Regions from separate parts of the Homo sapiens genome. Here region 2 is linked to region 1. Evidence: read pairs that join two places in POLR2A ChIA-PET (ENCODE). Cell type or tissue: GM12878. All regions are shown on one strand. Links, peaks and the distances in the headings refer to the core of each region. The heading gives the core; the rest is flanking DNA.

The links. ChIA-PET counts read pairs that join two places held together with the same protein. Peaks named below come from ENCODE experiments on the same cell type or tissue, not always from the same donor. Only the 100,000 strongest peaks of a DNase experiment are listed, where the experiment ranks them.
Region 2: POLR2A ChIA-PET joins it to region 1 with 11 read pairs; 16 of 35 experiments call an interaction of 5 or more read pairs at or near these places.

Annotation. Positions count from the first base shown.
Region 1 is chr15:44,591,894-44,594,393 of GRCh38, reverse strand. SPG11 (SPG11 vesicle trafficking associated, spatacsin) reads left to right here. Exons shown (of 40, transcript NM_025137.4): 27 at 1,956-2,063. Among named protein-coding and RNA genes, the nearest start is that of EIF3J, 56 kb to the right of the region's middle. RefSeq lists an enhancer at 1,216-1,315. In GM12878, for the core only: a CTCF peak has its summit at 1,236 (motif pointing left); no DNase peak of the experiment used is centred there.
Region 2 is chr15:44,730,655-44,733,946 of GRCh38, reverse strand. It overlaps the pseudogene RNF4BP. Among named protein-coding and RNA genes, the nearest start is that of TRIM69, 4.2 kb to the left of the region's middle. In GM12878, for the core only: no CTCF peak of the experiment used is centred there; no DNase peak of the experiment used is centred there; H3K4me3 peaks cover 1,284 bases; H3K27ac peaks cover 1,449 bases.

The DNA of each region.
Region 1 (2,500 bases), core at 1-2,500:
AGTGCAGTGGCACGATCTCGGCTCACTGCAACCTCCGCCTCCCGAGTTCAAGCAATTCTCCTGCCTCAGCCTCCCGAGTAGCTTGGACTACAGGCGCGTGCCACCACGCCCAGCTAATTTTTTGTATTTTTAGTAGAGACGGGGTTTCACCATGTTGGCCAGGCTGGTCTCAATCTCCTGACCTCGTGATCCTCCCACCTCGGCCTCCCAAAGCGCTGGGATTTACAGGCGTGAGCCACCGCTCCAAGCCTCAGGGTGCTTTTTATACATTATTTTAGTGAGTTTTCACAATAATCCTATGTGAAAATAATATTAGATATTATGGGCCAGGCACGGTGGCTCACACCTGTAATCCCAGCACTTTGGGAGGCTGAGACGGGCGGATCATTTGAGGCCAGGAATTTGTGATGAGCCTGGCCAACATGGCAAAACCCCGTCTCTACTAAAAATACAAAAAAAAAAAAGAAAAGAAAAAAGCCGGGCGTGGCAGGATGCACCTGTAAACCCAGCTGCTTGGGAAGCTGAGGCACGAGAATCACTTGAACCCGCAAGGTGGAAGTTGCAGTGAGCCAAGATCACACCACTGCACTGCAGCCTGGGTGACAGAGCAAGACCGTGTCTCAAAAAAAAAAAAAAAAAGATATTATGAAGTGATGTTGCTCTCATTTGACAGACTAATAAATCAAGGCTCACAAAACTTAAGTAACTTATCCAAGGTCTCAAAATACTTCAGTAAGTGGTGTATTTACAGTTCAGAGCCATACTTTCTAATTCAGAACTCCTATTATCTGACTGAGCGACTCCCACTGACAACAATAAAATGTATGAATCAGTGCCACAGGCAACAGTAGGTAAGGTGGATCAGTAGAGCAGATTATCCAGGTGTGTGTGTTTAAAATGTTATGCCTGGGCATGCTAGCGCACACTTGTAATGCCAGCCCTTTGGGAAGCCTAGGCGGATGGATCACTTGAGTCCAAGAGTTCAAGACCAGCCTGGCAACACAGTGAACCCCGTCTCTACAAAAAATACAAAAACTAGTTGGGCACGGTGGCACGCACCTCTAGTCCCAGCTACTCTAGAAGCTGAGGTGGGAGGATCACCTGAGGTCAAGGCTGTAGTGAGTGAGCTGTGATCATGCCACTGCACTCCAGCCTGGGCGACAGAATGAGGCTATGTCTCAAAAAAAATAATAAAAAATAATAATAAAGGTGTCATAGCACCATCTAGTGGAATGCTTCCTGCCTGTGTGCAATAGGCCAAGTATAGAGTAGACAGAAAATTGATTGTTGAGTAGGTATAACTGGACTGAGTATCATTTTTCCAAAAGGAAAAGAAATTATATTTAACTTTAACGTACATGATTTAATCTGTGAAGCTATTGCTAATAGCATTTCTTTTTTTTTTTTTTGAGGCAGAGTCTTGCTCTGTTGCCCAGGCTGGAGTGCAGTGATGTGATCATAGCTACAGCTACAACCTCTAGGTCTCAAGTGATCCTCCCTCAACTTCCCGAGTAGCTGGGACTATAGGCACATGCCACCACACTTGGCTAATGTTATTTATTTATTTATTTATTGAGACAGAGTCTCACTCTGTCGCCCAGGATGGAATGCAGTGGCACAGTCTTGGCTCATTGCAACCTCCACCTCCCAGGTTCAAGTGATTCTCATGCCTCAGCCTCTGGAGTAGCTGTGATTGCAGGCATGCACCACCATGCCTGGCTACTTTTTTATATTTTAAGTAGAGATGGGGTTTCATCATGTTGGCCAGGGTGGTCTCGAACTCCTGGCCTTAGGTGATCCCACTGGCTCGGCTTCCCAAAGTGCTGGCATTACAGGCATGAGCCACTGTGCCCTGCCTTATTAATAGCATTTTTAACATTCTCTTATTTGGCATTATTCATTGAAAAAATATTAAGTTCAAAATTTTGTAATTTTTTTCAAACTCTTTGTCAAAGGATTCCCCGTTACTACTGGTGATGGAGATGTATGAACTGTGTATGTTCTTCAGGAATTATAAAGAAGCTGAAGCTAAACTTCTGGAGTTTCAGAAGAGCCTTGAAACGGTAAGTTGGAATTATGGTGCTCTTTCTCACTGATCTGCACTTGGTTGGCATGCATGGACTTTTTTGTTTTTGTTTAAAGACTTGGTGTCTCACTCGGTTACTCAGGCACAGTGTTACGATCACAGCTCACTACAGCCTTGAACTCCTGGGCTCAAGGGATCCTCCTGCCTCAGCCTCCCAAGTAGCGTGGCTAATTTTTAATCTTTTTTTTTTTTTTTTTGAGACAGTGTCTGGCTCTGTCGCCCAGGCTGGAGTGCGGTGGCATGATCTCCGCTCACTGTAACCTCCACCTCCCAGGTTCAAGCGATTCTCCTGCCTCAGCCTCCAGAGTAGCTGGGATTACAGGTGCCCACCACCACACCCAGCTAACGTTTTGTATTTTTAGTAGAGACAGGGTTTCACCATGTTGGTCAGGCTGGTCTTGAACTCCTGACCTC
Region 2 (3,292 bases), core at 1-2,500, 140 kb before region 1:
CACAGGCCAGGAAGTACAATCTCTGGCAAAGACCAGAGACAGGCACTTCAAAGGAGGAGCAGGGGTAGGAACTTGATGCTGAATAGGTTGGCTAAACATACATATTCAACAGGTTACAGGAGGAGCTATGAATAATTATGAAGGTCATCCTGACTCATGCTTATTGAACAAACATGCATGTAACATACAACCCATGTTCACTTTGAGGTGGAGACTTAACTCTTTTTGTTGTTGTTATTGTTTGTTTTTTGTTTTTCGCGACGGAGTCTTACTCTGTCACCCAGACTGGAGTGCAGTGGCGCCATCTCAGCTCACTGCAATCTCTGCCTCTGAGGTTCAAATGATTCTCCTTCCTCAGTCTCCCAAGTAGCTGGGATTACAGGCGTGCACCACCACACTCAGCTAATTTTGTATTTTTAGTAGAGACGGGGTTTTGCCATGTTGGCCAGGCTGGTCTCAAACTCCTGACCTCAAGTGATTCACCCACCTCAGCCTCCCAAAGTGCTGGGATTACAGGCGTGAGCCACCACGCCAGGCCTAAGGTGGAGACTTAACACTTAAATGCATAACAATTAGACCCTATAAGTCAAAATGCCTGTTCAGGACAGGAAGGAACAAGGGTGCTTAGCCTCTATAAACTGGCCAGAACCAGCCCATAGTCAGTGGTCTTCTTATCAAGAGAAAGTGGCTGGGTGCGGTGGCTCACGCCTGTAATCCCAGCCCTTTGGGGGGCCGAGGCAGGCAGGTCACAAGGTCAGGAGATGGAGACCATCATGGCTAACACGGTGAAACCCCATCTCTACTAAAAATACAAAAAAATTAGCGGGGCGTGGTGGTGGGTGCCTGTAGTCCCAGCTACTTGGGAGGCTGAGGCAGGAGAATGGCATGAACCCAGAAGACAGAGCTCACAGTGAGCCGAGATCGGGCCACTGCACTGCAGCCTGGGCGACAGAGCAAGACTCTGACTCAAAAAAAAAAAAAAAAAAAAATTGCTTATCTCAGCTGGTGCTTGTTTAGCTGCTAAACAAAAAGAAAAACTGACAGGGCAGAACTCCGTCTCAAAAAATAAATAAATAAATAAATAAATAGAAAATCTTGTGGCAGTTAGAACATAGTTTATTCTTTAAGTGTAGGAGTGCATGACATAACACTTGCCTGGCATGACCTTAGATCTTACGAATAATTTGTTATTGCCACAAAGGGTCTATTCTGTCAGCCTTATGATCTTTATTTTGACATTAATGCTGGTCAGTTGTTGTGTCTAAACCATAAAAGAGACGGAGATATAATGAAGCGTGTCTGACCTCCCATCCCGTCATGGCCAGGAACTCAGTTTTAAGGTTTTTCTGGGGTCACTTTGGTCAAGAGGGGTTCCATTCAGTCAATTAGGGGGCTTAGGATTTTAGTTTACAACTTACTTCACCATCTCTAGGGTGTTGTCTTTATTTATGTGGTCCAGAATGTCCACATGTGGCCAACTAAAAATTGATGACTATAAGAAAGGGAAAGTTGCTTTAAGGACGACCCCAGTATCTGGCACACTCTGGCAACTGAAGTCCAGAGCTGAAGCATAAAACCAAAGGAAACAAAAAGCAGTCTCAGAGCATATGAGAAATCAAAGAGTTTCTTATATACTGCAGATAGCAATTTTAAAAATCAGTATTTTTAAGCTCAGAGCATTGGATGCCAACAACCCATAGTTCCTGCACAAAGACATGGAAAAATCCAGCCACAGGATCTGTCTTGAGCAATAAGGCATACATCATATATAACTGCAGTGATACTGATGGAGGCTGATTTTTTTCAAACAAACTGGGCAGTGTTAGTATGTGTAAAGGAAGTGCAGAAGCACTGACTACAGATGTGGCCACATTCTATAGAGTAGATGTGTTGTATACTAAGTTCAATCTCTGAGCATCCATCCATGCAAACTTGACACTGAATATAACCAGGTAGTATATGACAAAAAAAATTTTTTTGCAGGGAATTATGGTGGGCACTGTTGGTTATACATACATCTCTGTCCCTTTTCACTCCCTCCTCATCATTGTTCACCACACAACTGCCAGTGTGGTCTTGGAGTGGCCTTGTGTTTGCTCTTGGCCTCCTCCTTTGTTCAATAATCACTACAGAGTCACGGTGAGTTAGGTCAATCACTACAGGTGCTAGAGATTCACAGGTGAGGTCAACTACTTCATCACTTTCCCCAAGTTCTATCAGTTCTGCATCCAAGGCTATGTTAGGTGTTGGGCCTCCTTCTCTGGCTATAGGGAATGCTCAGGCTTGTCTGGAATTCACCATGCTGTCTCAGCTTATTATAGTATTCCATTGTGCTTTTTGGATTCAGTCTTAGAGAAGTAAATGATCTGTGCCAAGGTTTACAGCAGATATTAAAACTCTTCGATGTCTCACTGCTGTTGTTCAGTCACTCTCTGACTTATAAGAATTTAGAGGTCAGATTTCCCCACATATTTGAACCCTTATTCTGGGTCCAGTCCTGTCTTCACTTCCACAACTGCTGTGTTCCCACAGGGAGTGGATCTTCTGGGAGCCATTTGTAAGATAGTTCAATCTGAATTTTTAACTGAAAAAAAATGAGAGAAAAATTAAGCTTTAGTAATGTCTAAATCAAGACTGATAGTAGTGTATGTATAAAATGTATAGCTATATATAGAGAATGTATACAAAAAACTTTTTATAGTTATGCATTTGAACAAAATTTGGAGGCCACTGCTGTTGAAACTGAGTGCCCCTCCCTATTCTATGACCTGATGGTAGTGAGGAGGAGGAATCTAAGGGGCACTTACATGAAGAGAAGCACAATATCATTGAACACCCAAGAAAGGGTTACTACTTCAATTAAGAGCTTTCTCTTTCCTTTTTTTTTTTTTTGAGAAAGAGCCTCACTCTGTCACCCAGGCTGGAGTGCAGTGGTGCAATCTTGGCTCACTGCAACCTCCGTCTCCCCGGGGTTCAAGCAATGTTCATGCCTCAGCCTCCCATATAGCTGGAATTACAGGTGCATGGCACTACACCCGGCTAATTTTTGTATTTTTAGCAGAGATGGGGTTTTGCCATGTTGGTCAGGCTGATATCAAACTCCTGACCTCAGGTGATCTGCCTGCCTCGGTCTCCCAAAGTGCTGGGATCACAGGCATGAGCCACAGCGCTTGGCCCACTCACTCATTTTTTATAAAGTAAAAACGGGAGACCAAAAAATCTCCTTACATACTCCTAAAAGCAAATAAGAAATAAACCATTTACTCTACTTGCAGGTTCATCTTGCCCAGTG